7 separate regions of the Homo sapiens genome follow, and all the other regions are linked to region 1. The links are chromatin loops, found by intact Hi-C in ENCODE. Cell type or tissue: sigmoid colon. All regions are shown on one strand. Links, peaks and the distances in the headings refer to the core of each region. The heading gives the core; the rest is flanking DNA.

Region 1 (4,307 bases), core at 158-4,157:
ACAAAGAAATTTATGGGTCATTTACAAATTAGAAAAAAAAAAGAATCGCCTCTGAGCCATTAATAAATATAGTTGTTTCACTTTAGCTCGATTATTCAAAACATTGTGCTGGGGCAAAATTCTACTCTCTCATTCGCTCACTGAATCTCATGTCCAATATACTTCCTTCAGAAGAGGCCGTAAGCCCCCACGGCTGGCAGGAACATTCCCCACGAAGCTGAGGCTGGTAACCCTTCAGCTGGGTGTTAATGCCTTCAAGTGGGTCCACCTGGCTACTCCACACCCAACTGGTCCTGCATGCGGCCCAACACTGAGAGATTTTAGGACAACCTCTGGTCTCAACAACAACAGCAAAGCAAAAAAGAATGATGTCCTATTAATGGTCAGGACTTGCCTTGCCAGGGCTAGTGTTAAGCACTGCCTACTTGAGCTGACATCAAGTATCCTACCTCCTCCAATCACATGGGTACCCCAAGCGGCCTCATTCATTCCATCAGCTTATTCCTCCAGCCAAACTCAGTGAGGTATGAAAGAAGGGAGAGGCAAGGCAGAGAGACAGTTCTGATCCTCGCTCCTCCAGGAGCTACACAGGTGATCACGCACACATCACTATGAATATTTCCCATATACCTAATATTAACCTCTGAGAATATTTCCTCTTTCCAACCCCTCTCAGTTTCATGCCTCTGCTCCATCTTTTTAAAACACCATCTTTTTAAAATAGTCAATGGGAAGCACAAACAATTTCACACAAACTCTACACACCTCCTAATTAATACATTTCTTGGCCTTCAAATCTAACTGGTTTTAAATAAAATAAGAAAGGAAATTGTCAAGGCTGGCAAAGAACACTGAAAGGATAAACTGCAAGCCCCTACCCGCCATGGAAGTTTCAGGAGGGTTGCAAAGCTTAAAGCATAAAGCATACTGCCTCTTTTCTTTCAGGTATGAAGGATACATTTAATTGGGCGCAGTGGTGGTGGGTTGGCTGGGGCAAGAAAGTGTTAGTATTTCGCTTAGCTTTCACATCATTTTGTGAATCCTGCAAATAAATACTCCCTAAAAAGAAATTTGAATTCACTATGAGTTAATAGACTTAGTTTCTAAATGTGGCCAATTAGAAATTGATAAGATAGATACAATGCACCACGGCATAAATATTGCTTGCATTTACACTTAGAGTTCAAGACACATAAATAGGTCCCCAATCAGAGTTCTGAAGAAAACAAAAGAATGAAAAGAAAAGGGCGGGGGGGGGAGGGCGGCGGGTAGAAAAACCAACAACAGTCATTTCCAAATTACACCCTTTAAATTATACTCAAATTATGAAAATAGAAAATGATTGTGCAAAAACCCAAAAAAAATTTTTTTAAGGAACAATATGAACAAGGGAAAACCTTAAAAGAAAACCATCTTGCACTATTTTGCATAGAAAATTCAGTTCTGGTGGATTTGGGCTGTGTCTGTAATGCTTGGAGGGGACAGGGATGGACCAATAAACAACCTTGCATGCTCATATTTGTAGCCAGCGCAAGGAGAATCCAAATATACCACTATTAAGAATGGGTGTTGGGATTCACTGATACACAAACTGTTCAGCTCGGCGGTTAAAAAAAAAAAAAAACACCAACATTAAATAAATAAATGAAAAGGGTGATATGTCTAAGCAGAACTGATGCTACCTATTTATTGCTGGAAGCCAGTACTCTGGTGAGTAGGAGACAAAATGATTATTTAAAAGCTCCTTTTTATCTCTGCAGCACCATGCAAGACTCAAATGAACCTTTCGCCAGGACACCAGAGATGTTAACACTCATCCTCCAAGATCCAATTTCAACCAGCGGAGCTGTTACCTAATCCAGCAACCATCACATATGATCAGGTTCCTGCTTCCCTGATGGGTGCCCTGCGCTCTCTCCCTCCCCCTCATCTCTTCCCTCCCCACCCCAGCAGCTTTTTTCTGAAATAGGTTTTAAAGGGCCAAATCCCTTGTTTGTCCTCATGCATATAGGGTTTTAATGGCCAGGCAGGCCCGGACGCGTCCACTACCCGAAAAATGTCATTGATTGCAGTGGATATGCAATCTGCAGAGGGGTTGCGCCCATGAAGATATTTAACCCATTTGGTAATCATTCTTACAGAAAGAGTTTCCTTCCCACAAATCCACCCAATTATGGAAGAGACCAGTTGAGACAGGTAGGTGATTTATACAGGAATTGTCACAAGTCCTTTAAAAAGCTTCTGATGTCACATGTACCTTGCTGCCATCGCTTGCCCTGGGGTTAATTCTTTGGTAAAAGTCCTAAGATAAAGGGACTGTCACAGCATTGTGGGAGCTGCTCTCACCACTTGTCTCCTGCTGTTCTTTCTTTCTTTTTCTTCACACAAGGAGAAAAACAAACCAAACCCAAAGGCATAGTCAAGATCATCCTTGGCGGGAGGGCCGTGTGGCGGGTTGTTTTGTCCTTGGCTGAGTGACGTGGGTCCGGAGCAGCTCCAGCCAATGCCCACTAGAGGGCACTCTTTCTTCACCAAGGACTGGTTCTCCAGGCGGGCGGACAGTCAAGTGTCCAGGTTCATGCTGGGGGAATGCCTCTGCTCAGATTCAAACTTCCACAGGTGGGGGCAGGTTGGGAGGGGAGGAGGGCAGATCTACAGGGAGGGTGGTCTTCAGATTTGGACAACAGTCCAGGGGCCCAAAGCTGAGCTGAGAGAGAGAAACAGATAAAGAACAAGACAGAAAGCAGAGGCAGGTGGTCTGGGGAAAGGCACAAGGTAGCCTCCCAACGGTGTGTGCAAAAAGGCAGGCTCTCTCTGGCTGATCTCTTTGTTTGATTTGTAGGCACAAACCTCCATGCAGAGTGTTCTATTGCCCAGGAGCTCAGTCTTTACCACATCCTACCAGAAGAGTTAGAAAAGAGAGACCAGCTCTCCCCGCCTCATTCCCAAGTCAGCTATGCAGTTTTAGGAAAAGAGCAAAATGCTTGCTTCCTGAGAGCATCAGAGTTATACCTTTTATTTGTTCATAAAGTACTTGCACGCACTGAATTACATCACCTTACAAAACATGAAGTAATGTTCCAAACTTACATAGCAGATAACCGAAGATTATAAAGGCAAAGCACATTTCCCCAAAATCAAAGCAAATGAGACACAGCCGACACTGAACTCTAGATCTTTAACTCTCAGACACTTCAGTCCTCTACAATATTGGAGTTCTGAATCCTTTTCACAACAGGCAGCTACATGGATGTGATATCTATTCTGTGCGTGTGTGTGTGTGCGCGCGCACACACACACACACACACACACACACACACACACACACAGTCTCTTCTGATGCCCAAGGCACACCGATACTCTGGCCAAGAAGAAAACAATCAGATAGTAATGGAAAGAAGGAAGTTTTTTCTATTGATTTCCTAATTTCTTTTAATTTCTCTAAATCTGGTCCTTTCCCATTACCTCTTTCCACCATCATGGTTAGAGCCACTGTATTGGGTGATAGAATGCCCTCTTCTTTCTCAGCCACAGAAATCCACTTACTACAGTCCTATTTCATTTTAAATCTCAGCTCAAAATCCTTCATGAAATCTGCCCTGACGAGAAGAGCCGAAAATGATCTCTAAGCCTCTGAGGCACCAGGGCACGTACTGCCTAGACCACAGCCATGGGGCATCTCAGGACATGCCAGGGCACACCTACCATCTTGCCAGCAAGACTGTGAACTCCTGAAAGGCGGTTCCCCACACAACCTCACAGGGCCCCTGACACTAAATGTCTGTTCCAATATTTCTTAAGAGCAATATAATAAAGAATCAAGGAGGGAAGATACGGGCTGGTGAGATCCAAGGATCTGTGCCTCAGCTTCCTGTTCTCAGCCAGGCAGCCAATTCCCTGTATGTGCTCTCTTTCCCCCTGCATTCCAGTTACAAGTTGTACCAGAGCCAGCATGCTGTTGGGTAGAAGGCTGTTCTCTCTGCCACCTCTTCCATATCCACTTCAAAAAACTGTCAAATCTGCCTTATCAAATCTGACAATTCTAAACAAGCAAAACTACACTGGCATTAAGCCAGAGCTTCCTGGACCCAGCCTGGTATGACCCCAGGAAGCCAACATTACCGGTGACAAAGGCTCTGGGTGCTGGGAAAGGCCTGGTTCCTGACTGGTACCTGGGGAAGAAGCACTCTGTGAGGGCTGACAGGGCCTGGCAGCCAAGGGGCCACATAGAGGTTGTCTCCACAAACAGGCCCTCTGAGGAACGCTCAGTGCAATCAAACAAATTACTGCTCAAGTACCTCCAAGGT
Region 2 (4,307 bases), core at 64-4,063, 620 kb after region 1:
TGATTTAAATGTGTCTCAGAGATTCTGGTACATTGTGTCTTTGTTCTCATTGGTTTCAAAGAACATCTTTATTTCTGCCTTCATCTCATTATTTACCCAGGAGTCATTCAGGAGCAGGTTGTTCAGTTTCCATGTAGTTGTGCAGTTTTGAGTGAGTTTCTTTATCCTGAGTTCTAGTTTGATTGCACTGTGGTCTGAACGACAGTTTTTTGTGATTTCTGTTCTTTTACGTTTGCTGAGGAGTGCTTTACTTCCAATTATGTGGTCAGTTTTAGAATAAGTGTGATGTGGTGCTGAGAAGAATGTGTATTCTGTTGATTTGGGGTGGAGAGTTCTGTAGATGTCTATTAGGTCCTCTTGGTGCAGAGCTGAGTTCAATTCCTGGATATCCTTGTTAACTTTCTGTCTCATTGATCTGTCTAATGTTGACATGGGGTGTTAAAGTCTCCCATTATTATTGTGTCGGAGTCTAAGTCTCTTTGTAGGTCACTCAGGACTTGCTTTATGAATGTGGGTGCTCCTGTATTGGGTGCATATATATTTAGAATAGTTAGCTCTTCTTGTTGAATTGATCCCTTTGCCATTATGTAATGGCCTTCTTTGTCTCTTTTGATCTTTGTTGGTTTAAGGTCTGTTTTATCAGAGACTAGGATTGCAACTCCTGCTTTTTTTTTTTTTTTTTTGCTTTTCATTTGCTTGGTAGATCTTCCTCCAACCTTTTATTTTGAGTCTGTGTGTGTCTCTGCACATGAGATGGGTCTCCTGGATACAGCACAGTGATGGGTCTTGACCCTTTATCTAATTTGCTAGTCTGTGTCTTTTAACTGGGGCATTTAGTCCATTTATATTTAAGGTTAATATTGTTCTGTGTGAATTTGATCCTGTCATTATGATGCTAGCTGGTTATTTTGCCCGTTAATTGATTCAGTTTCTTCATAGCATTGATGGTCTTTACAATTTAGCATGTTTTTGCAGTGGCTGGTACCGGTTGTTCCTTTCCATGTTTAGTGCTTCCTTCAGGAGCTCTTGTAAGGCAGGCCTGGTGGTGACAACATCTCTCAGCATTTGCTTGTCTGTAAAGTATTTTATTTCTCCTTCACTTATGAAGCTTATTTTGGCTGGATATGATATTCTGGGTTGAAAATTCTTTTCTTTAAGAATGTTGAATATTGCCCCCCACTCTCTTCTGGTTTGTAGGGTTTCTGCCGAGAGATCCACTGTTAGTTTGAGGCACTTCCCTTTGTGGGTAACCTGACCTTTCTCTCTGGCTGCCCTTAATATTTTTTCCTTCATTTCAGCCTTGGTGAATCTGACATTTATGTGTCTCGGTGTCGCTGTTCTCGAGGAGTATCTTTGTGGTGGTCTATGTATTTCCTGAATTTGAATGTTGGCCTGCCTTGCTAGGTTGGGGAAGTTCTCCTGGATAATATCCTGAATAGTGTTTTCCAACTTGGTTCCATTCTCCTCATCTCTTTCAGGCACATGAATCAAACGTAGATTTGGTCTTTTCACATAGTCCCATATTTATTGGAGGCTTTGTTCATTTCTTTTTACTCTTTTTTCTTTAGACTTGTCTTCTCACTTTATTTCATTAATCTGATCTTCAATCTCTGATATCCTTTCTGCCAGTTGATCAAATCGGCTACCGAAGCTTGTACATGTGTCACATAGTCCTTGTGCCATGGTTTTCAGCACCATCAGGTCATTTAAAGTCTTCTCTACACTGTTAATTCTAGTTAGCCATTTGCCTAACCTTTTTCCAAGGCTTTTAGCTTCCTTGCAGTAGGTTAGAACATGCTCCTCTAGCTCGGAGAAGTTTGTTATTACCAACCTTCTGAAGCCTACTTCTGTCAACTCACCATTCTCCATCTGGCTTTGTTCCATTGCTGGTGAGGAGCTGCGATCCTTTGGAGGAGAAGAGGCACTCTGTTTTTTAGAATTTTCAGCTTTTCTGCTCTGGCTTCTCGCCATCTTTGTGGTTTTGTCTACCTTTGGTCTTTGGTGACCTACAGATGGGGTTTTGGTGTAGATGTCGTTTTTGGTGATGTTGATGCTATTCCTTTCTCTTTGTTAGTTTTCCTTCTAACAGTCAGGACCCTCAGCTGCAGGTATGTTGGAGTTTGCTGGAGGTCCACTCCAGACCCCGTTTGCCTGGGTATCACCAGCTGAGGCTGCAGAACAGCAAATATTGCAGAACAGCAAATATTGCTTCCTGATCCTTCCTCTGGAAGCTTTGTCCCAGAAGGGCACCTGTGTATGTGGTGTCTGTCGACCCCTAGTGGGAAGTGTCTCCCAGTTAGGCTACACCGGGCTCAGGGACCCATTTGAGGAGGCAGCCTGTCTGTTCTCAGAGCTCAAACGTCGTGCTGGGAGAAACACTGCTCTCGGCCTGTACAGTGTTTCATAAAGTTTTCAATCAGTTCCAACACAGTGATTTCACTCAAAATTTAGGTATCATAATTTGACTGGAAGAATAGGATGATCTGAGAGCCCTAGGTTTACACTGGAATAAGGTAGCAATGCCTTAATCCCATCACCATCCCTAACCCCATTTTTCTCTATCTGTAAACTTATCTTGTCCCAGTTTCTAGGCCAACTCTTCCTGTCCTTGGAAGGGATTTATGAAATCTTTGTTTGAACTCCATGTAACCCAGCATCAAGCCAAATCTGCTGCTCTGGTTCAAGAATGCACCGTAATCCTAGAAACCTGGACTCTTTTTTTTTTTTAAATTGAGAATAAGTCCTCGGCCAGGCATGGTGGCTCATGCCTGTAATCCCAGCACTTTGGGAGGCCGAGGCAGGTGGATCACGAGGTCAGGAGATCGAGACCATCCTGGCGAACACTGTGAAACCCCATCTGTACTAAAAATACAAAAAAATTGGCTGGGCATGGTGGAGGGTGCCTGTAGTCCCAGCTAGTCGGGAGGCTGAGGCAAGAGAATGGTGTGAACCCCGTGGGTGGAGCTTTCAGTGAGCAGAAATTGCACCACTGCACTCCAGCCTGGGCAACAGAGTGAGACTCCAACTCAAAAAAAAAAAAAAAAAAAGAAAGAGAATAAATCTTCAATGTCTGTCACTTTTCATATCTAGCCAGGCTAGTCTCTTCTCACCATGTTCCCTTTGTTGTGGTGGTACCTGAAACCCAGATCTTGGTAGAGAGCAGGGAGCTATTACCTAACAGTTTGTAGTGTTGCTATGGAGTCATTGGCTGGATGGGGCAACCTCCCATCCCTGGTTCAACTTCCTAATAAAAATGGCTGGTCAGAACCATAACCAATGACATCATTCTAGATTCTGTTTCTGCTATGTATCAGTGTACATGTTTTTTCATCATGGATAACTCCCACCCACCTACATATCTGCTATTTCCCAGCGAGTATTGTGTCTTAATTGCAGGTCCTGGTCCTTCTCTATGTTCCCCTTCCTACCACAGAAAACTTGTGAGTTCTGACGATCTGATGAAAGAGCACAATTGGTCTGAATGGGGTTGAACTTGCATTGTGCAGAAATAAATTTGACACAGTTCAGTTGGGCCAAGATTAAGAAGGGGTACTAACTACTTCTCAAGAAAAATACTAAATATGATTCTACTGACAATCTTCATTAGATAAATTGAAATATGGAGATACTTTAAAATGGAAAAGTGATTTTTCAGCATAAAACATCATTCTAATTCATTTATCACAAGGCCTTTGTATTCATCTTGTAAAATAATTTCCTCATCTTCTTTTCTTCATCCCCCACTATTTGCTGTTAAATTTGCAATCTCTGACACTTGTTCATAATTCACAACTTCAGTCATTGCTAATGGGAGGTGAGAAAAGGAAAAGAGTGAGAAAATCTTGCTGCTTTTAATATATATTGTTATGAATATTCTTCTAAAAATATACCGACATTCTATCTACAATTATTTTTTCCCTTTTATACTTTACAGCTTCTCTTATTCCTTCAATTACCCCTTCTCTTATTTTTTTCTCTTTCTTTTCCTTATTTTTATTCTTCTTAGTCTCCTCCACTCCCCCCCTTCTTTTTTTCCTTGATTTCTATTGCCTTTTTTCTATACTTCATAGGTATAAAACAGGAAGATCATCATCTCAGAGTCCACTAGGTAACACTCAGGCAACATGACCATTGGAAGTCATGTGGTTCTGCCAGAAATCCCAAATGATGGGGTGGTGCATCTAGCACATATATTTGTCAGAAACAGCACACAGTGGCCTTGGCGAACTATTCATCTAATTCTTATTCAGCATAAGACAATGAGTGTTCTCATTAATACAAGTAAATAATTTCATGCATGCACAAAG
Region 3 (4,307 bases), core at 195-4,194, 87 kb after region 1:
AGACACTTAACAGACCTGAAGGGACGGTCCTGGCATTTCCCTTTTAGACAAAGAAGTGATTTCCCCCTCTGTCCTCTCCATCCCCCAACCACCTCCCCCTTTCATTTTCATAGTGCTTTAGAAAAGGGCTGATATTTCCTGCACTGCATTCACTCTACCTGCCACTGTAGAAGCACACAGTCAAGCACATGCGTGACACCCTGTTCATGGGGGTAGGGTGATTCTTAGATTATGGTGTATCTGTACAAGTGCACACACTCACTCACACTGAAGCCCACCTTGGTCAACTCAAAATGAAGAGTCAACTCCAATATGAAAGCTCTGATGTGGAAGGGTAAATGCCAAATGATGTCTATAAACATAGCAGTTCTACCAGAATGAGGTAATGCAAATAAGGCTGAGTCAATACAATGACATCTCAGTGACTTTGGAAAAAGCTTGAGCCCATGCCCATGAATGTGAGCTCAGGGTATCCTCTTATTTTCTCCTCACTAAACCCTACATGAATGTTCAGGTGCACATTATGATGCCTTCTCCATGCCCAGTTCAGGCAACAAACATTTTAATCTATATATGGAGAACATTAAAAAAAAAACCTCATCGTGGTAATTGTCTCATACTGCCAGCCAGGGCAAGGCACACTGTGCTCCCTCCTGCTCTTCTCCGCAACCCCCAGAACGGAATTACTATACAAGCTATACCTTTTAACAAAGGTGTACTCATGTGCACCTTAAAAGTTCTTAAATAGCAGCTGCCCACTGGAAAAACATATGTCTGTAAGAGATTTTTATTCTCTCCATGTCCCCTTCATGCACTTTGTCTATGTGGTTAAAGTTTACAAATTATTTACTTTTCAGTAGGTTTTTAATATAGACCAAAAGGTTGTGGGTCTCAGTCATATGTCACAGTACCACTAATAAAAGCAATATCGGTGCTATTATAAAAAACTTTCTGAACACATAATACAGAGATAGAAAATGACACAAATCATAAGTACAGAGCTCGGTCAAAAAATACAAAATGCTTTAAAAATGTGCACAATCAGTCTTGTGCAGGACCCATGTGCTGATGAAGTGAGGGCATTGGTGGCATTTTAATTACTCTTGAATAGTAGTGAGTTATCACCTTTAAGACCAGTAACTAGACCATCACCACAGGGGAGTGGGAGAGAGTGTGAAGGAAGAGGTAGTTTCTAATAAGTGACGTAAGTACCACAGGCATGGGATTCATTGACAGTGTTTGTGAAATACAGATTCCTAGACTCCTATCAAATTTGCTGGGGCAAGGCCTGTGAATCTGCATTTCATAAACACCCACACCCGCAGGGGTATTCTTGGAATTACTGAGCTTGGCTAATGAAGTACAACAGCAATTCCCCTGCTGAACCCCATCACACTTTCTTTTCTGAAACTGGAGTGGCACTGCCCTGACTTGCCCAGGCCTCAGGCATATCCATATCTGAGATAACAATTGGTGAAGTTCAAAAAATGGCATTGTGTTTCAACACAGAAAAGAAAAAGGTTTAGAAAAATAACAGATCAACAAGAAAGTACTATCCTGGAAGCTCTGCCTCATTCTAACTTTCCCCTGAACTCTGCTTTCTACATATCTTACCACTCTATGTATCCTAGCAGGGGAAAAAAAAATGCAAAAAGGCAAAGAGTCTCCTGAAAAGATTAGGAGTTGGAGCTTTACCTTATTATCTGACACGCATATATTGTTTCATTACTAACAGAAATAATGATAATACTTGGCTATTTGCGTAATGTTTTAGAGGCTACCACACTTTCATAGGCATGATTATGTTTAGTCTTGCTAATGAATTTATGAAGTGTTATTATTCTCATGTTACAGATGAAGAAACTAACACCCAGAGAGGTTCAATGACATGCTCAAGGCCACACAGCAGGCAACTGTCAGAGGCAGATGGGAGTCCATATCAGCTAAGTGGCAATATACAGGGCTGGCCACCACCAAAACACAAAGATGGGTGAAAAAAGTCATAGAAACCCAACACAAGGGAAAAGCACCTTGTTCACTGAAACTGGCAAACCTTCAGTTTAATTCACCTACCTCATCCAGGAGAGTTGGGTCCCCTTCCATCATCCTATCTGCTGCAGGGTCTCCACCTGACACGATCACCTTTATTATTACCTCTGTACCATGCACTGTAACTAGACCATGAGGTAATAAAGATGATCACTGTCTGCTCCCGTGTCCCCCAACCTAGAGCAAAGCCACCACATTCTGGTCAGTGGTAAACAGCTAGTATTTGCTACGAAGAGTAGCAAGAAACCTTCGGGTGCCACTAAGAGAATCAAGTAACATGAATCTCCTCCCCTACGTAACCAAAGCACTTCTCTTAAGTCTCCAATGGAGAAATAACAGAACCTCACGCTCCCTTGATGTGCCTTCCTTGGCTTCTCCATAACCCAGCAATCCTGGCACATTCTGTCTCACACAGCCACGGGAGTCCCGTGTCCCTCAGGAGCTGCCAAGCTCTCTGATGTACAGGCTGCTAATACAGTGTTATTAAGAATGCGTTTGCCTCCACTCCTCTACACACGCTGGCTTCCCTGCCTGAAGAAAAGCCACACACATGCTCCCACAGAGGGACCCAGCGAAAAGCCCTGGAACCCACAAAGGGAAATCAGCATGCCAAGGGTTAAGCACACCCTGTAATAAGCATCTCTGTTCCGGCATGTTGCGAAAGCCCATTACCTCCCGCCACATTACCTCATTCATTTCTTATATGCGGATGGTTTATTTTCCCATGAGCACCCTGGCTCTCAGTATTAAGTCCCCTCCTTCGCCTCTATTTCTCTATCCATCACATTTAACACTCTGACAGTAACAGTCTATAATGTTTCTATTCTACAAAACCGCTCTGTCAACTCCGGGCTTCCAGAGCAGCAACTGAGGAAAATAAATAACATCAACGCCAGGGACGACAGCATCACAGCTCCCTTTCTGCTGGGCTTTTTTATATTATTCTACAAAGTGAGAAAGAATAAAGGGGATGGGGAGAGGTGGGAGCAACGAGAAGAAGAATTTTCCTCCACATCCTATAGACACTTAACAGACCTGAAGGGACAGTCCTGGCATTTCCCTTTTAGACAAAGAAGTGATTTCCCCTCCGTCCTCTCCATCCCCTGACCACCTCCCCCTTTCATCTTCATAGTGCTTTAGAAAAGGGCTGATATTTCCTGCACTGCACTCGCTCTACCTGCCACTGTAGAGGCACAGTCAAGCACATGTGTGACACCCTGTTCATGCGGTAGAGTGATTATTAGATTATGGTCATCTTTTCTGGAGCAGGAGTCCAGTGAGGAGGTGGAGGTACTTTGGGGATCCACAATCTTTGTTCTCGGGGAGACACCAGGCAACAGAGACTCTGGAACCCACGAGCAGGTAGAAAGGCACAAAAACGTTAACTACTGAAAAATAAATCACTTTTGAAAGCTTGGCTCCCTGTTACTGGAGCTTTACCAAAACTATTTGTATTTTCATCATTTTCGATAGTAATCTTCTAAAACATGTTATATTTCCATCTAGCTTCTTTTAAAAAATATCTAGGTAGATAGATAGAGAGGGATCTTGGACATTATTTGGCCTCCTCTTTGTGACCCACGTCATTTATCATTAGGAATGCTGATGATCACCCAGGCCCGCTGCTATGTGAGAGCACGCATGCCTATTCTGTATAGACTCAGTCTGCTGGTCTTTTTAAATTCTTGAGTCTCCTTTTTATGATTTTACTGCTTCTTTAAGTTTCCCCCTCTTCTGAGGTTGTAGTGCTATAGCTGATAGCATGGGCTGTGGTTCCAGATCATGGAAGCCAGACCTGACTACTGGCTTGGGACCTTGTTTCAAAACCCCCCTGTGCTCTGTCCTCACATGTAAAATGGAGGCAGTTGTGGTACCTCGTGTTCTAGTGTGGTTGTGAGGATTACCTGAGTGAATGCTTGAGAGTATTTAGGAGAGTGTCTCAGTTAGTAAGTACTTAGTAAATGTTAGAGATTATCATGTATATAGTCTGGCACAGGCTAGGAAGCCAGATAAACATACAATTAGAATCATATTTGAAATCAGAGGTCTTGAGTGGTGGCTTTTGGGCGCTCTGATGAGTCAACTGCACAAACTTAAGTACATGGGCCCTTAGTTTGGCTACACAGATATCCTCTGCTAGCATCCTGGCTCTCAGCTACTTCAGATGCGGGAGGCTGGCAACATTGAGTCCTGAATGCCGAGATGTAAATCAAGAGACTAACTCAGGATAAGAAAAAAATGAGGGAACAGGGAACAAA
Region 4 (4,307 bases), core at 75-4,074, 210 kb after region 1:
GGAACACATTCCAGGCTCCTGTCATGGGCTTTGGGAGTGATGGACCTGCCCATGTCACATTGATTCTGCCCATGATTCAGGCCCCTGGAAGCTCCTTGAGGGTAAGGGCCACAACTCACACATATCTGTATTTTTCAGTCTCTGTCACAACACTTCAGGCATGGGAGAAGTTTCACAAATATTTGCTAAAGCAATAATTAGACCAAAATGGAATAAAGACTCTTCAGTCCCATCATGCCCTCCAGGAGGTCTAAAACAAAAATGTTGAACGGTATTTCTCAAATGAAAAAATAAATCCAACCAGGATAGAGATTCATTTTTAACTTTTTCACTATACAACCTGTGGAAGATAAAGAGTTTTCACCAACATCTCCAGAACATAGGGCATTCAAAAATATTTTATGAAACTTACTTAAAAAATAATTGAGCTTCCATAACCTCTACTTACAAAGGGCAACATGCAGGAGGTGACATTATAGGTAAGAAGATATACTCCAGTGGGATCTTGACAACACAAACAATCTTTGCATACTTATACCCAAATGGAAGCCACTGGAGAGATGCTTCTCTCCCCTAGGAAGTCACCAAAACATCTCTACTTGAAACACCTAGAGAGGAGTCAATAGAATAAATGAGTAGGAGGATGGGGGTGTCCAAATCAGGAGCAGAAGGAAGCAGTTATTTCCATTCTTTACTATCACCATTGCTGATATTATTATTGCTATGCTTATATTTTAGCTGCAACATCTGTAACAGTCAGAAGCAACAAGAGAACTCTCAACCTACATAATAACCCTTTCGTCCTCTCCCCCAGAGTTACTAGGATGAGAAATTCATCCTGTGAAATTAATAATGGGCTTGATTCTCCAGCTGGTGGATCAGAGACTAGGCTGGTGGAAATTTATAGAGGGAATTAATTTATAGATTTTCGAAGTAATGAGGGAATTCAACCTTCCTGACTTCTAGCTCTCCCACATTCATTCAATAGAAAGTTTCTGGACCGTCTACTGCAGGACCTGCTGGTTTCCTGTGAAGCTGTAACAGAGCAATAATAAGCAAGCACTAGAATACACTTAAGAATAATAATCACACATCAAGAACATCTTTCCTAGTGTAACTTTCTAAGAAGAAAAATAAAGTAATATGGCTTAGGCATGTGTATGATGACAGCCCCTTCCTGCCTGGGCTCCAGCAGGCTAGGTGGGGGAAGGGAGGCAACTATGCGTGCATGGGCAGGAGGGGGCAAACTACCAAAATCAATTCTCTATTTTCTGAAGACTGGTAAAAATAAGGCAGCTTGAAGCCCCTTTAAACATTCCTCTGAGACAAGACAAGCCGCCATATAAGAAACTAGCTATGTCTGAAGGCCCCAAACCTTCTTCAAGTGTTAAAGAAATCAGACTGAGCTTAAGGAAAACAAATGTCAGTGCTGTTTAAAGTACATCAAGGTTCTTTGGGTTAAAAATCTCCCTAGGGGAAGATGACGCACTCCCTGTAAGAGCTGAGAGACAGAAAAGACGGGAGGGTTTCTGCAGTAACTCCAGATTATATTATTTAATTCATTTCATTACCATAAAGCAACAACTCGAATATTTATCGAATACAGCTGAGACAACACACGGCCAACTAAGGAGCTGCAAATTAATACGCGTGCGTGTTAGCACATACACACACTCACCCACGTGCTCACACGCGGCCTTCTGAATTTCACTTCTGCATGCAAAACCACCACCACCGAGGTCTGCACAGCACCGGCACTTTGCATATTGAAAACGCGGCTCCAGCGGGCCCCACGGAACAGATCCTTCCCAGGAACAGACCCTAGGCCCGGCTCCCTGGGAACAGACCGCAGGCACCCCTCTGCCTCAGAGGCTCTGAATGTGACTCCAAGCCCACATTGAGAGGTGTTTAATAAAGGAAGTATGGCTCCCAAGAGGATGTCTTCCCCCTGGGGGGCGGCGGCCCTCTCTTTACCACCCTTTGGGAGAAGAGTTAAGTCAGCCGGGACAGAAGAGGTGGCGGGGGAGCCTCGGGCCGCCGCCGGGAGCAGACCGCTGCGGCTGACCACTGCAACCCGGGCCAGGCAAGGGAAATGATGAAAACACAGCAAGCCCCGCTTGGGGGACACTTGGCTTCGCGGTCCGCGCGCTGGCGGCCGGTGACGTGCGGCCTGCGCTGGGAACTCAAGGGCAGAGTCTGAGGGGGGCCGCACGCCCGAACGGGAGAGGGAGCCGGTGCAAGGCGCAGGGTGCAGAGAAGACCGGGTGCGACGCGGCGCCGCGCCGGCGGACCGGGCAGTGGCCGGGCGCTCCCAAGCGTCCTCTATGCTGCGCGCATCAGCCCTGCGGTGAAGTCAACAGATTTGCGAGGGGGTTCGCGGCCACCCCTAGCCCTCTCCTCTAATCTAATTGTGCAGCGTCTTACAGCAAGACTCAGGCGACAATCTACGACGGTCCAGCTCCCAGCATCATCATTATCCTTTCTGAAAAGGGCATCTCGTCTTAGCACAAGGCCATGTGGCTCGCCACCGGGCTTCTCCACTGTTTCTTGGTTCCAAAAGTTTTATTTTGTGATGCATCCCCTTAAACTCCTTCCAGACGACTTCAATTTCTCTTTTCTACGTGGTCTGAACGAACATGCTCTCTCATCTCTTGGGTTTTATTGTTGCTGGGTTTTGTTTTTTCTTTTTTCCCATTCTTCCTTAATTGGCCTCCGGATGAAGCTGCTTTAATTTATTCCTCACACGATGTGGTTACTTCTTGGGCCTTTATACTTGGTGCTGCGCGCAGCATCACCACCCACCCGCACCCACCCAGACATTTCCTTCCCAAGATGTTAGGTATTACAGGCACCCTAGTAAGGAGGATGCACAAAGGAAAGATGTGCTTGTGTTACCCGCTCTTTGTTTTTAAATATTTATTAATGTAAGCAGGGTGCATTGGCCCTAGAGCCTCTGCATGCAAATTCTACAGAAAGGAATTAACGTCTACACCCTCATATCCATAGAGTGCCTTTCAGAATGGATGTAGGCAGGGCTCATCATTAGACTCTCTGGGAGTCTTTCTTTGTTAGGGATAAAAGACAAATGCAAAGTTTCAATTCTATTAACAATGGTAATTATAAGGAGGATTCTCTTACAGTGACAACACTTGAGGTCTCAAATCACCTAACGCCCTCAGGAAAAACGACTGACTCTCTCTGCCCTACCAGCACAGGCTACTAGGTAAATGTATTCCTCTGACCTACTGGCAGATTCAACCTGTCTCAAAGCAAGACAAATATATAAACTTTTTCTCATACTTACTGACCACACTTTCTTAGGGAAACTCAAACATCTTTCTAAATATCCTCACTGTAAGTTTGCAAACGCCCCACTGACAGGTGGGAAACAGAAATTATTTCAGTATTTCAGCTGAGGCAAACGTTGAACAAGTAACTCCACCATTCCAAGGTGAGGGCCAGACTCCTTTCCTAAATTCCTGGGCTCTACCATATGAACTCAAGAAGGTATTCTGCACTTGCAATACTGCAATCAGAAATCTATTCCAAGACAAGTTTCCAGTCTAAAATCCAATAGCTGCAAATACATAGCATGAAAACAACATATGCATTCCATCACAAAGTCCGCAAGGTGGATTAAACTGGGATTGGCCTCCAACTGGCCTTATAAATGGGATCCTGAATGCTTCAATAATTTTTTTTTTTTTTAGTCTCACTCTGTTGCCCAGGCTGGAGTGTAAAGGCGCAATCTCGGCTCACTGCAACCTCCACCTCCCGGGTTCAAGAAATTCTCCTGCCTCAGCCTCCCAAGTAGTTGGGGTTACAGGTGCCCACCACCACACCCAGCTAATTTTTGTATTTTTAGTAGAGACGGCATTTCGCCATGTTGGCCAGGCTGGTCTCGAACTCCTGACCTCAGGTGATCCGCCCATCTCGGCCTCCCAAAGTGCTGGGATTATAGGTGTGAGCCACCACACCCAGCAATAAAAATTTTTTTAATTCCACTATTTTTTTCCCTCTCAGTTTGCCTTCTGCAATTCAACTTGATTGATGGAGGGTAACGTTAACACCACCATAACCAGTTTTACATGACCATCTAGGAAAGATATAAGGATTCATAGGAGAAATTAGAGCTGCCATAACAATGAAAAAGAATTTTCTTTTATAAATGTTCCACCTGCCTAGTGTCCTAGGAATCTAAGCTTTGGCAGGGATCATGTTGGGGCTCACAACCCATGGAATATGGAGTCAGATCAGAGGCTCTCTAGAGTCACCCATTCCATGGATGTGGAAACCTGAGACTAAGA
Region 5 (4,307 bases), core at 172-4,171, 350 kb after region 1:
CCTCTCTACAACTCTAAAATTAGACTACTGAGGCACAAGCTTAACTTTGCTAACATGCAAGGCTGTTTTCAAGAACCCAAAGCATATGTACATTCTGAATTAATAGGTAGTAAGAAGTGAACAGAAAATAGCAGATCATTTGTGCCCTTTAATGTTCCCTGTCTTACAAGGGCCCCTAATATCTATCAGTCTGTACTGAATATTTTTTTTGTGTGTGTGTTCCTTCAAGTATTTTAGTATAATTTGTACTACATTACAGCACTTTGCATTTTCTAGTCCTATCATGTGTTTAAATCTTGCCTGCTTTTGCCTGGCTTAGTTCCCATTTGTCAGTAAAGAGACAAATTATTACTCCTTCACCTTCATGTAAAAGCTTCTCATTGCTCAAGGTATGTGCCACCTGGCAATAGTACCAGCTGTGTCACCAAAGGCATGTGACTTCTAGCATGGATGTTTTGCTAAACTCTGGCAGTATTACCTTGTGATTCTGATGCCTCACAATTGTTTGCCCTTTCATATAATCCTCAGTCCTCATCTGTGGCCATTCCTTACTTCTTGCATTAGTCTGTTACTTCTCTACCTCTTACTCCAACATCATATTTCTGATTACAGCCTCTTTTCTCTCCAAGTTTCTCTCACTCCCACCATATTTACTCTGTCTCCTGGTCCATCCTCAAATCTATGAGTCATGTCAAGTCTTCGCTTTCTTTCAGATCTGCGCTAGATCACACAATCCATCATTTCACCTACCCATCTTTTGCCAATACTGTTAGCTCTCTTCCTCTTCATCTTTTCAACACATCCTCCTAGCACAAAAAGATGCTGGCTCAATCCCGTCAACCCAGTTATTATTATTACTTTTTCTCTTAAACTTTGGGCACTACAGCTATTCAAGAAAACCGCACACTTTATATAAATTATGGCTTCTATGAATTAATAGTTCATGGCTTTAACACATTTTAATGGAACATTTACTATGTGCCAGACACTGTACTAGGTTCTAAGCATGGAAACATAAAGAATGTTGACTTTTAGGGTCTGTGATCAGCATGAATATCACAGGGGAGGAAAGAAGAATTCTGGGAGAGAGGGACAGAGAGCGAGAGAGAGAGAGAAGGGAGAGAAGAGACAGCATGAACTGATGGCAAATCGTTTAATTCTGAGGTGCCGTCCTTCCCATATTACATCAGATGAGCAGGCTAGAAAAGTCAGTGGGAAGGTTGTGAAATGAAAGCAGCATAAGCTTGAAGTCAGATAGACCAAGATTTGAATCAGAAAGGTCAAAGTTGAGGGCAGAGAGAAGGCTGTTGCAGAAAACTGGCAGTGATGAGAACTTGAACTAGGACAGTGACAAGGACACTTGGGAAGAAAGAAGTTCTATCTGCTATCACCTGACACTTTAATTTAAAGGTAAATAGCACACCAAAGGTAAGAAACAGTTTTCAACTATTAGAAATGCTATGTTTACAAGATGGCAGATTTTCGGATGATAACAAAACATGCTCTTAAAAAATTTCTAGGACAACAACTCAGAAAATCAAAGGCAGCTGAGAAAGGACAGAGTCTTTGTTTCTTCAGAGAGTGAAATAATCTGCCATTATATGGTAGATAACTAGTCCAGCGCTATAATTTAATTTATTACCATCTCAGCACACACCACACATAACCTTCTTTAAGTGTGTCTGGGAGAAACCTAGGAAATCAGTAAAGGCTCCTTGCAGCCAGCCTGGTATTGCCTGCCAGCAGTTTGGGAGCACATCTCTTTCAAAAGGTCACCAAGTTAGGGACTGTGTCCAACTCTCTGTTCAGTGCAGCACTGTTGGGGGCTCTCTATGGGTGCTAGTTTCCCTCTGCTGGCCAGAGAGCTTAGTTACTGCCCTGCTGGGCACAGAGGGTAGTTGGATACTTTCACACTCTCCCTTCTCTTTCTCACTCCCCTCTCAAAATTCTTTTCATACCAAAAAATGCCTGGTAGAAGAAAGAATATATGACAGTTGGAGGAAGCCAGTGCTCCCACACTGTCTGCCAGGAGGTATATTTCTGGGGCAAAGCATAGTGATTTTTTTTTTTTTTGGTGGAAATGTCAGAGTTTATAACAACTTAGAGTTGTTTTTACGTTAAATGTCTGCATCATAATATTCTTGAACCATCTTCTTTCTTAAGTCTAAACTACCCCTTCCTTCCTTCCTTCCTTCCTCCCTCCCTCCCTCCTCTCCTCTCCTCTCTTCTCTCCTCCCCTTCCCTCCCCTCCTCCCTCCTCTCCTCTCCTCTCCTTCCTTTCCTTCCATTTTCCCTCTTTCCTTCCTCCTATTTTCTTTCTTTATATATGTATGCAACTAACTGATAAAACAATATTATTACAGCATTTGAACATTTTCTTTGGACCAGAATTTTCTGGCATTAAAATTCTGACATAGGCTAAAATCAATAAACAAACCAAAAAATTGAGCAAACACACACACACACACACACACACACACAAAAACAGACACACAACTCTACTAAAAAAAAAAAAAAGTAAAGGAGTAAAAAAAGTTAATCTACCAGGACAGAAAACAGAAAAGGAGATGACAGTAGATGGGAGAATTCAACACATTTTTAAAAGAAGGAAGTAGAGAGACAAGTGTTAATTATCTTCGCAGACTAGAAGAAGTTGTAACTAAGTGCCTGTAGCTGTAGACACTGATGTGAAATGAATCAATCCCCTCTGCAAAGCCCTGAGAGGTTCAGCATTTGGAGGCATATGTGGAAGACAAGGATGAGGCACTGGAGTGAAAGTGGGGTTAAGTGAAAGTCTGCTTACAGAGTCACTGAGTCCACAGGTACCCTTCCCTGTCCACAAAGTGGTATCCTCCTTTCTCTCCTGTTAGAACAGAGGTTTATACTGTGGAAAAATTATGTAACAAATATATATCAGTCTCTGGGACAACAGTGGATATATTGATGTGCAAGGCTGAGAGATGGGACTGAAAACAAAGGGATTAAATGAATATCTGCATAGCAAATTATAAAACATCTTCACCCTTTTCCCATGATCAGCTTCTAGAATGCTGAGAGCCAGAAACATTCATCCTGTTGCTTTCTCATATCTACCACATCTTCACAGTAGGACAGAAGATTGGTTTCTGGAGAAAGGACATTCAGACTTTGAAATTTCTGGCTCCCTTGAATGACAACCTTACTTTTTAAAATTATCTTGCAAAGAAACTTTTGAGGGAAAGTTCTACCTTTGCACGTAAGAACCATGCTCATTTTTAAAAAATAGATTCTTCCTTTTTATTACTGAGTAGTATTTCACAGGATGAATGTAACACAGTTTTGTTTTTTATTTATTTATTTTTATTTTTTTTTGTTTTGAGACAGAGTTTTGCTTTTGTTGCCCAGGCTGGAGTGCAATGGCATGATCTTGGCTTACCGCAACCTCCGCCTCCTGGGTTCAAGAATTTCTCCTGCCTCAGCCTCCTGAGTAGCTGGGACTACAGGCATGTACCACCATGCATGGCTAATTTTGTATTTTTAGGAGAGACAGGGTTTCTCCATGTTGGTTAGGCTGGTCTTGAACTCCCAACCTCAGGTGATCTGACCTCCTCAGCCTCCCAAAGTGCTAGGATTACAGGCATGAGCCACCGCGCCCAGCTCAAGGGCAAAGCCAAGGATTGTCAAGATGGGAAAGCCTCAAATATGAAAGAGAATAACTAAAACAAAGGGAAAAAAGAAAACTCAGAACAGAAACATTGCAGGTAGGGAAAAATACATCTTCAAAAATTATAATTAATATCCTTACAGAAATAAGAGAAACAAAGGAATGTTACTGTAGTTGAATACTCAAGAAAACATTTAGAAAAAATAGTAGAAATAAAACATTTAATATTATGGTTGGAGAAAATATTTTAGGAGGTCCACTAGAAAGTAGAATGAGTCAAAGTAATGAAAAACTAGAGAGAAAAAGGTAAGAAAATTAGAGGATTGTTTCAATAGTGTAATAGTATTTCTAGAAACAAATAGTATTTCTAGAAACAAATAGAGACAATGGAAGTATGTATTATCAAATAAATAATATAAAAACATGTCTAAAAGCAGGATATGTACTTCTAAATTGAACAGGCTTACAAAATGTTTAGTACAATGTGAAAATACACCCAGAAACATAAAATTTCACAACAGGAAATCTCAGCACAAAATTTCAAAACAGAAGGAAAGATTCTAAAAGTCGAGAGAGACTCTGAGAGCAAACATGAAGAGAGAGAAACCAGTTTACATATCAAAAAGCAGAAATGTGAATGATGTGTAATATCTCTAGAGAAACG
Region 6 (4,307 bases), core at 171-4,170, 1.2 Mb after region 1:
CGTCAGACCTCATCTTCTAATGGAATAATTATGAGTTTAGAAATCATGGTTAAGCTAAATAAAGTAGTAGAAGAAAAAGAAAATATATCTTTAAGAATATATATTTAACGATGAAAGCAGGTTGATAATTAAACTGTAAAGTAAGCATTATTGGTAAATATATTAAGGGGTGTGTGTGTGTGTGTGTGACAGGACATTGGGAAAACATGTTTCTATGAGGACAAATAATAATGATAGTTAACTTACTGAGCAAATACTATGTGTTAGCACTATAGTAAGATGTTTACATGTTTTGGAATAAAACGTTCATATGAAACATGTTATCTTCATTTGATAGATATGGTGCAGAAAGTTAAGCAACTAAACAATAATGGTACAAATGATAAGTAGAGGAACCAGGGTTCAAACCAATGAACCTGGCTCTAAGGACTATGCTTTCAATTATTGTGCAACAGCAGGATAAGGAATTCCACAAATTTAGAGCAGTGCTGTTGGAATCTGTTAGCCCAGGAACCTTCTTTTCTCCCTATTTATGCACTCTGGATATCACAGCAGTCAAGTCATAACATTTTCATAGATTTTAGTTACCCTATCTTTAAAACATGGTTAATTTTATGCAGTTGTGCCCACCTTGCCCCAGAGATTATCGCTAGATATTTGTGGGGATTTTTTAAATTAGTTTTTATTTTATTTTTTTTAAGTTCCCAGATGCATGTGCAAGATGTGCAGGTTTGTTACATAGGTAAACGTGTGTCACAGTGGTTTGCTGCACCTATCAACCCATCACCCAAGTATTAAGCCCGGCATACATTAGCTCTTTTCCCTAATGCTCTCCGCTCCCCCACCACCCTCCCCCGACAGGCCCCAGTGTGTGTTGTTCCCCTGCCTGTGTTGCAGGACTTTTCCTTAGTTCAGCTAAAGACGGGGTTCTTATCACACAGCCATAAAGATTTAGGCGTGCAAACTGTTTTGAAGGGTGAGCAGGGCAGGGTTTATTAGGCATAAAGGTAAAAAGGGGGAACAGGAGCTCAGCGGAGCTAGAGTCCTCCTAGTACAGGCTTCCCACCTCACAGTTCTAATCCCAGGTTCCACCCAGGAAGGGGAAGGGCCAGGCTCCTCCCCACTGCAAATGGCGTGAATTTCTGTGCCTCCACCCCAGCTCAGGTTGGTGGGGGGCTCTGCCTGGAAGCCCTTCCCATCTGGCTGTCTCACCTGTGTCCATGTATTCTCATTGTTCAGCTCCCACTTACAAGTGAGAACATGCATCCCTAGATATTTGCAAAGTTCTCTGAGATTTATTAATAAAAGCTGTGCTGTGAAGATAAAATTTTTAAAAATGATGTACATCTCAGAAAAATTAACTCAAATGGCTTAATGGCCATCAGCACCTAACATTGTATAGTCTACTAAATTGATAAATCTTCTTTAAATGTACCTCATCCAATGGAAAATGCTAAATATCTTTTCATCTTTTAATAGGAGCTAAATAAGAAAAGCCACGTGAGCTAGAGTTTTCTCTTCATTCAACCTTCAATATTTTATCTCAGTTGTTCATTGATTGTCCATGTTGATTTAAGACTGTCCTTCTGGGGAAGACTAAGGTATGACGTTTTGTGAAGTTATGCTCGACAGTATAAGTCTGTGCAGTAGGCAGAAGTGTTACTTTTCTCATTGAATTGATATTTGTGTATAGTAGTGTGGCGTATATTTCCATCTCTCTCTAAAGCATATGAGAAGTTAATTTGGCAGGGCATACCATCTCCCGTTTGTGAACCTTTGTTTCCCATCTGTGTTGTAAAGAGGTTGGACTCAAGTGTTCTTTCCAACTGTAGCACGGGGTGCTTCTCTATTTATTATTCACACTATATATGTCTTAAGTTATACTTAATAAATTTTTTTCTAAAGATAGCCATCTATAGAGAGGGAAACAGGTCACCAAAAAAGGGTGCCAACATTTCTCTTGAATAATAGAATAGACCCTCATCTGTGTAAAATGGTTTATAAGTGGCTCAGCCAAAATACAGGGAGGACAAAAGGAAGGGGAAAACAGCAGGGTTGACCCAAGTGAGCTCTGCACATTCACTCTGGCTCACTAATGTTCTGTGTGTGCACATAATAAGTGTTTAATAAATGTTTGTCAAATAAATAAAGTCCATGTGCACTTTATGCCTCTCTGGCTCTCAAAGCACTTTCTCATGCATTATCTCATTTGACCCCACAATATCCTTACAAAGTGGCTACAGCAGGTATTCTTAACCCTGTTTTCCAGATTCAAGAAACCGAGCCTCAGAGCATTTGAGTGATTATGCCCAGGTCACAAAGCTAGTAAATGGCAGAGCCAGGTCTCAAACGGAGGGCTTTTAACTTCAACTTCTGTGTTCTTTCCATGGCATTATGCAAGCCTCGTAATTCTAAGATACAGTCCTAAAATAACACAAAAGACTCAGCCAGCCTCCTTCTTTATTCCCTTGACCTCATTAAAGCTTTAAATGGAACTTGTCCTCACAAACTTAGGGTGCAACATCAAATCCGTCTGAGTTTCTAGGGCACGTAGCAACAGCTTGCTTTAATCTAATAATTGGCTGAAGTAGAACCACAGAAAGAACATAAAAAAGGCAAATTGTTATTTTTCAAAACCAAGCCATTCCCTGCCTAAAAGGTTCACAGCTTTTTCCTTTTCCAAGAAAATATTTATCCCCCTAAAAGATTTCTTCCCGTTAACAATATTTTTACAGCCTTTGTGATACTTTTACAGCATTTTAGATGCAATCTAAATACTATATATTTCAAGAATGGAACCATTACATTAAGAACGCTGCATGTGTTTAATAGTGTCTTTTATGAGGTTTATTAAAAGAAGCCATAAATTTCTGAGAAAGGTTTAAGCCATATTACATTGATCTTACTTCTCATTTAAACAAAATGTAAACTTTAAGTAAAACCTTGATGTGGAATGTAAACTCGCTCATATACCCTGAGCTTACTCATTCACATGTGCCACCTTTAAAATATTAAATCATCTATGAAGCACTCCATTTCTTTGAGTGTTTTCCAATCACAACAAATAGCTTTCCGGTGATTGCTTGTACCTGTTGAATTTCTTGAATTCATTCACAGAGAGGAATGGGTGGATACAGAGCAGGGTTTTCAAATCATTCTGGGCTCTGCATGCCTAAGGCAGCTTGCAGCCCAGGTTAACTCTTGAGTTGCCCTCTCCAAAAATAAACTCATATGCCAAAGGTAGGTGCTTTTATCCCCATTTTATAGATGGAAACACTAAGGCACAAATAAGATTGAGCAATTTTCCAAAGTCACACAGTCAATAAGGAAGAGTCAGTGTGTAAACCCAGGCAGTCTGGCTCCAGATGGCTGAAGCCCAAGCTTTGCTCCAGAGTCTGATTCTATCCTGCCTTCTTTATAGGATTATGAGGATTAGATGAGGTAATACACAGAAAGCATTTAGCACAGTGCTTGACAGATAGCACTCAACAAGATTAGCAATTATTAACATCATTAGCTAGTGCGTGTTAAGGCTGATAGTTATTACCAGAGCCATCCTTCACAAGGGTCAGAGCAAACTGTGCTATGTACCCAAAATTACCCTCTGTAATATTGTGATATAATAAGAAATATATATTTGATTTTCATCTGCAGTTTCTGGCACAGAGCTCCTAAAACCCTCAAAATTTCTAAGTGATAGAGGTAAGAGGAGCATCTTTTGTTATTCATAACAAGCTCCTTTCAACCATACCTGAGTTTATGTTAACGAGATAACTGATGGCTGGAAGCCCCTAGATAGTTTTAGGATGAGAGCTGGTTGCCAGAGGAATCAGCAGTGTGACTAGAGGGTTGAAACTTCAGCCCCTAACCTCCAGGGAAGGGTAGAGGGGCTGAAGATTGAGCGAATCACCAATGGCCAATAATTTAATCAATCATTCCTATACAATAGAACCTTCATAAAAACCCTAAACCATGGGGTTTAGAGAGGTTCTGGGTTGGTAAAGGAATCTATATGCCAGGGAGGGGAATAGCACACCCCAAACTGCAAAGGAACAGAAGCTCCTTGCTCTAGACTCTTCCTGACCTCACCCTATGTACCTCTTTACCTGGATGTTCATTTGTATCCTTTATAATAAACTGGGAGATGTAAGCAAAGTGTTTCCCTGAGTTCTGAGAGTCATTTACAGCAAATTATTGAAACTGAGAAGGTGATTGTGGGGACTCCTGATTTGCAGCCAAGACATATAAAATCATGGCAACCTGGGGAACCTCTACTTATGATTCGCTTCTGAAGTAGGGGGCAGTCT
Region 7 (4,307 bases), core at 111-4,110, 170 kb after region 1:
GTTTTTCTATAAAGATTTGCTGGTTTTGCTGGTTTTTTGATAGGATCTCACTCTGCTGCCAGGTCCAATCATGGCTCACTGCAGCCTTGACCTCCCTGGGCTCAAGTGATCCTCCCACCTCAGCCTCCTGAGTAGCTAGGACTACAGATGTGTGCTACCACGCCTGGCTAATTCTTTAATTTTTTGTAGAAACAGGGTCTCACTATGTTGACCAGGCTGGTCTCAAATGCTTAGGCTGGTCTCAAACTCCTAGGCTCAAGTGATCCTCCCACCTCGGCCTCCCAAAGTGCTGGGATTACAGGCATGGGCCACGGCGCCTGGCCTCCAAAGAAATATTTAAAAGGCAAACTCATTATTTTTCCTAGGCTTTCTCCACTTCACTCTCCACAATTATGTATAAAAATTGCTTCCAGCCCTACTTCTGGATCTAAAAACAGGATTTTTTTTAACCTGAAAAAACTAGAAGATCCATGGATGGTCTTTCAGGAGTTCCTCAGCTTCCTGAAATTCCATGGGGAAAAAAAAAATGTGTGTATCTAGGCTAATTTTCTGGAACTAGACCATAAATTTCCTCAGAAAATAAAGGGACACATGACCCAAGGGAGGTGAACTGCTCCCTGTGGTCAAGGCGAGTACTTAGGCTTTGTACCAAGGACTAAGATGGTGTAGGAGTTAATTTTTCAAAGGTGTAAGAAAGCACCCACTGCCTTGTATAGGTCATTTTCCTCTCCTTGAGCACTCCCCACCGATCCCCTCACTCACTGCCCCTTCACTGAATAACCCAGTAAGTAAGTCAGCTGCTTGAAAGATATTGTAAATAGCTCCAACAAAGTGCAGTTTGGGGCAGATTCCAATTAGCCTTCACTTAATGGTCTTTTTTCCTCTGCCAAGTTTGTGCAGTGAAGATCCAATGCCCCACCCTCTGCCTGGCTCTGAGTTTAGGCGCAGGGAGGAATCAAGTTTGTGCTCAAGCTGATAGATGTCAGCCACAAAGTCTATATGTGTCCCACCTGTAAGCTAAAGAGGGAATCAAAGGTGGTTTCAAAAGGGGTGTGCCTGGCAGTGTGGCAGAGAGCTGGTTTCCTGTGAGTTTCCTTCTTTTGTTTCTCTCCCTGTTGTCTAACCCTAAATTTCCCTGCTGCCACTTAATTATCCCTGATCATTTTACCCTTTTCTCTGCTTACTGGTTGATTATCTCCCCATTTCATTTGAATCCCAGTGGAGGTACATAAGCGCTAAAAACAAAGCTGATGGCCAATTAAAAGGTAAGTGCCTTATGTTAAAAGCCAGAACATTATACTTCAATATTCATAATTAGGTAGCTTTTGAATGGCTGAAGAACAACGCAAGTCCATATAGAGGGCTAATCAGGGCACCTATATTTTGCAATCCAAATCAACCAATGCCTATTAAACTGATTGCTGTGAATTGCCAGCTTCCTTATTGGCTGGCTCAGAGCCTCAGTACTTCATAAATATTAGAGATGTAAAAGACCAAGGAGTTCCTAATGTGTTTATTTCGTTATAATGAATTCTTCAGGCAAGTGATAGGATTACTGAAGCAGAGCTTGGTAAAAAAACCCTACTGATTTTGGCAGCTCTGCTATTCTTCAGGAGTAGCATCTAAATATTACTGAGAAATAGAGCATAAAGATTATTCACTTGGGTGTAATTTTTTTGAGAAAAGGAAAATAAAAATTTATCTTCCACTCTTTCATTTATTTTCCAAATTATCAGATCACTGAAATTTCCACTGGAGCTGTGCAAAATTAAACCGAGACAAGAGCAAGTGAGCAACGGAGTAGGAGACAGTCATTGACAAGGTTCAAGTGCACTTCAGCACTCCCCAGGAAACCCTTACCCCAGCCTGGGAGAAGGCTGGGCTAGTGCTGATCATCTTGAGTGCCCCCCCCCCCCCGCCGTGATTATTCTCCCTGGGGTAAGTCAACTTAGAATCTCCTCTCCGAACTTTTAAGTGTTTGCTAATAATGCACTTAATTTTGGTGGTGGGGAGGCGGGGAGGAGGAGAGTTGTTCAGTCTTGCTTACAGAGTTACGACAATGCCACCTTATAATTCAAGAGCAATGGCAGGCCAGAGAAATGCTCACAGACACCAGGCAAACGCTTTCTAGAAAAGAATTAAGCATTATGATCTCTGCTCTTTGCAAATGCTCTGTCCACTGGGAGGCAGCATAGGCCGCTGGAAAGAAAAATGGGCCAGAGATCTGGGTTCTAATCCCTGAGATGTTACTGATTTGGGGTATGTGTTATGGCCAGCAACAGAATCCTGGTTTAAAATATAGGGCAAAAAAAAGAAAATGGGACAAGAGATGCGGAAGCACTTTGGAGGTAAAGATAGAGCCTGCTGAAAGGAGATCCACACATGTAGAAGTTAGTGGAATATGGAAACTGGTCTTTTTTAACTGTAACTGATCCCCAATGTGGAAAGACTACTATAGGGATTTAAAATAACAGAACAAAGCAAGTACATTTTTAAGACACAATTTTCTAAAGTGTGTTTTTAAGAATCCTGGTCCAGGGAAAAGGTCCTCAGGTCAAATAAATTCTGAAAATGCTAACCACTCCACCACACACACCCCTCTGAGAGATTTACAACACACATTAACATATTAAACCTCGGGGAAGCCCTGTAGTTCAGAAAGCTCTTTTAACTCCCAATCTTACTTGGCAATACAACGCTTCCTCACATACAAACACTAAAACAAATAACCAGCTCCAAGGAGCACACCAAGAAATGCTGTTTTAAACTACTATACATGGCAATAATGTCTGATCCCATATTGGAAAGAAAACATTACTGAACCACCATCCATAGTCTTGGGTGGCTGATCTAGCGGTCTGTGCCATTTTATCCACAATCTCCTCCTTATTCTCTCTGATCAACAACATGCATTTGTGAGGCAGCTGGCCAAGGTGAAAGGTTAATTCTGTGGCCATGAAACTCAGCCCAGCTAACAGACTCAAATGGGGGCTGAACCTTGTCACCTTGGTCCCATTAGCTCTAACCAACTGGGTTGAGTAGCCACAGACATTAGTCTTAGTTATAATCTCTAGGGGGGATAAAAATTTAAAGGCACCAGCACATGGCCAATGAGCTTTAGCATATAAATTTGAGGAGTTTTTAAAATAATATTTAAGATGAAGTTATACTATTTTATAACAGGAAAAAGATAGTCAAGAGGTAATAAAATATGACCTCTGGATCTGGACTCCAGGTGGGTTCAAGTCCCAGTTCTACCATTTAACAGCTGTATGGCCTTGAGCAAATTACTTAACTTATTTGAACCTCAGTCTCAAAATCTGTAAATCAGAATAAACATATTCCATTTCTCAAAGGATTATTATGAGGATTATGTGAAATGATCTATGTCAATGGGTTTAGCACTATGCCTAGCACATGATGAGTATCAATACATATTAGTAATTATCACTGCATGTAAAAGGACGGAATAATCTCAGAAAATGCAGCTCCCTCTGAAGTTAGCATTGGGAACATGCAATTTTGGATTTTTTTTTCTGTCACATGAAGTGTTCTTACCTTGTATTTATCAGAGAATATGCCTCTTAACCTTCACTGAAAATTTCAGTGAGGTTGAGATGGCCTCAGTCAGGTTTTTGTCCTTGAGAAAAATTTCTACATTAATAACTTCAATGGCTATAAAATATGATTCAGCTAACCGAAACTCATTTTACTGGTATATTTCCAGGAATATATTTCTCAAGGGAGATACACCCAAGATAATGCTAAGTAATTGCAAGACATTATTATTTGGCCTAGCCAGTGTTTCCCACCAACACAATAATATATAGATCAGTAAACGGAGCTTCCCACCCCTCGTCACAGGAGCAGGAGTAAGGAGGACCTGGGGAGGGAGACCCAGGGGCTGAGAGGGCAGCAGAAGGCACAGAGAATGATCATGAGGGCACCAGGCAGCAGCAGTGTGCCTCCTGGCCTAGACGCTGGTGGCTACATCAAAGACTGCCCAGACTTGTTGACACACGGAATCATCCCCGGGCATGAAGAACCACCATTTGAAAGTTTACAGGGAGTCACACAGCTGCCACTCCAGAGGTGGAGAGAGAGAGAGAGACTAAGCCAACTTTTCCCATCCCTATCCCATGGTTTACAAGACCATATTTCACATAGACATATCCTGAATTTTTCATCTCTGGAGACCCCAGTGAAAGGCATTTCCATGGTGATCACCTGGAAGGCACCTCTGTAACCAAACACAATACCCTGGCCTCCCCAGACTCCTGGCTCTTAACCTCTGCGACCCTTCCAGG

Evidence for each region. Peaks named below come from ENCODE experiments on the same cell type or tissue, not always from the same donor. Only the 100,000 strongest peaks of a DNase experiment are listed, where the experiment ranks them.
Region 2: it touches region 1 in a loop (8-fold over the local background); 10 of 110 quality-filtered maps call a loop at or near these places.
Region 3: it touches region 1 in a loop (5-fold over the local background); 30 of 110 quality-filtered maps call a loop at or near these places.
Region 4: it touches region 1 in a loop (2.9-fold over the local background); 45 of 110 quality-filtered maps call a loop at or near these places.
Region 5: a loop joins it to region 1, with 6 times the contacts of the local background. A loop is called at or near these places in 32 of 110 quality-filtered maps.
Region 6: it touches region 1 in a loop (11-fold over the local background); 21 of 110 quality-filtered maps call a loop at or near these places.
Region 7: it touches region 1 in a loop (2.4-fold over the local background); 44 of 110 quality-filtered maps call a loop at or near these places.

Annotation. Positions count from the first base shown.
Region 1 is chr1:164,785,704-164,790,010 of GRCh38, reverse strand. All of the region lies in intron 2 of PBX1 (PBX homeobox 1), which reads right to left. Among named protein-coding and RNA genes, the nearest start is that of PBX1-AS1, 13 kb to the right of the region's middle. In sigmoid colon, for the core only: a CTCF peak has its summit at 2,509 (motif pointing right); a DNase peak (open chromatin) is centred at 2,510; H3K27ac peaks cover 543 bases.
Region 2 is chr1:164,164,638-164,168,944 of GRCh38, reverse strand. No RefSeq gene overlaps it. Among named protein-coding and RNA genes, the nearest start is that of PBX1, 390 kb to the left of the region's middle. In sigmoid colon, for the core only: a CTCF peak has its summit at 2,301 (motif pointing left); a DNase peak (open chromatin) is centred at 2,274.
Region 3 is chr1:164,698,478-164,702,784 of GRCh38, reverse strand. The region is part of intron 2 of PBX1 (PBX homeobox 1); the gene reads right to left. Among named protein-coding and RNA genes, the nearest start is that of PBX1-AS1, 74 kb to the left of the region's middle. RefSeq lists an enhancer at 2,199-3,430. In sigmoid colon, for the core only: no CTCF peak of the experiment used is centred there; a DNase peak (open chromatin) is centred at 2,484; H3K4me3 peaks cover 2,808 bases.
Region 4 is chr1:164,574,376-164,578,682 of GRCh38, reverse strand. All of the region lies in intron 2 of PBX1 (PBX homeobox 1), which reads right to left. Among named protein-coding and RNA genes, the nearest start is that of PBX1, 17 kb to the right of the region's middle. In sigmoid colon, for the core only: no CTCF peak of the experiment used is centred there; DNase peaks (open chromatin) are centred at 1,732 and 2,162; H3K4me3 peaks cover 2,069 bases; H3K27ac peaks cover 962 bases.
Region 5 is chr1:164,437,944-164,442,250 of GRCh38, reverse strand. No RefSeq gene overlaps it. Among named protein-coding and RNA genes, the nearest start is that of PBX1, 120 kb to the left of the region's middle. In sigmoid colon, for the core only: a CTCF peak has its summit at 1,865 (motif pointing left); no DNase peak of the experiment used is centred there.
Region 6 is chr1:163,537,069-163,541,375 of GRCh38, reverse strand. No RefSeq gene overlaps it. Among named protein-coding and RNA genes, the nearest start is that of NUF2, 220 kb to the right of the region's middle. RefSeq lists an enhancer at 2,027-3,201. In sigmoid colon, for the core only: no CTCF peak of the experiment used is centred there; no DNase peak of the experiment used is centred there.
Region 7 is chr1:164,615,908-164,620,214 of GRCh38, reverse strand. The region is part of intron 2 of PBX1 (PBX homeobox 1); the gene reads right to left. Among named protein-coding and RNA genes, the nearest start is that of PBX1, 59 kb to the right of the region's middle. In sigmoid colon, for the core only: a CTCF peak has its summit at 2,174 (motif pointing right); no DNase peak of the experiment used is centred there.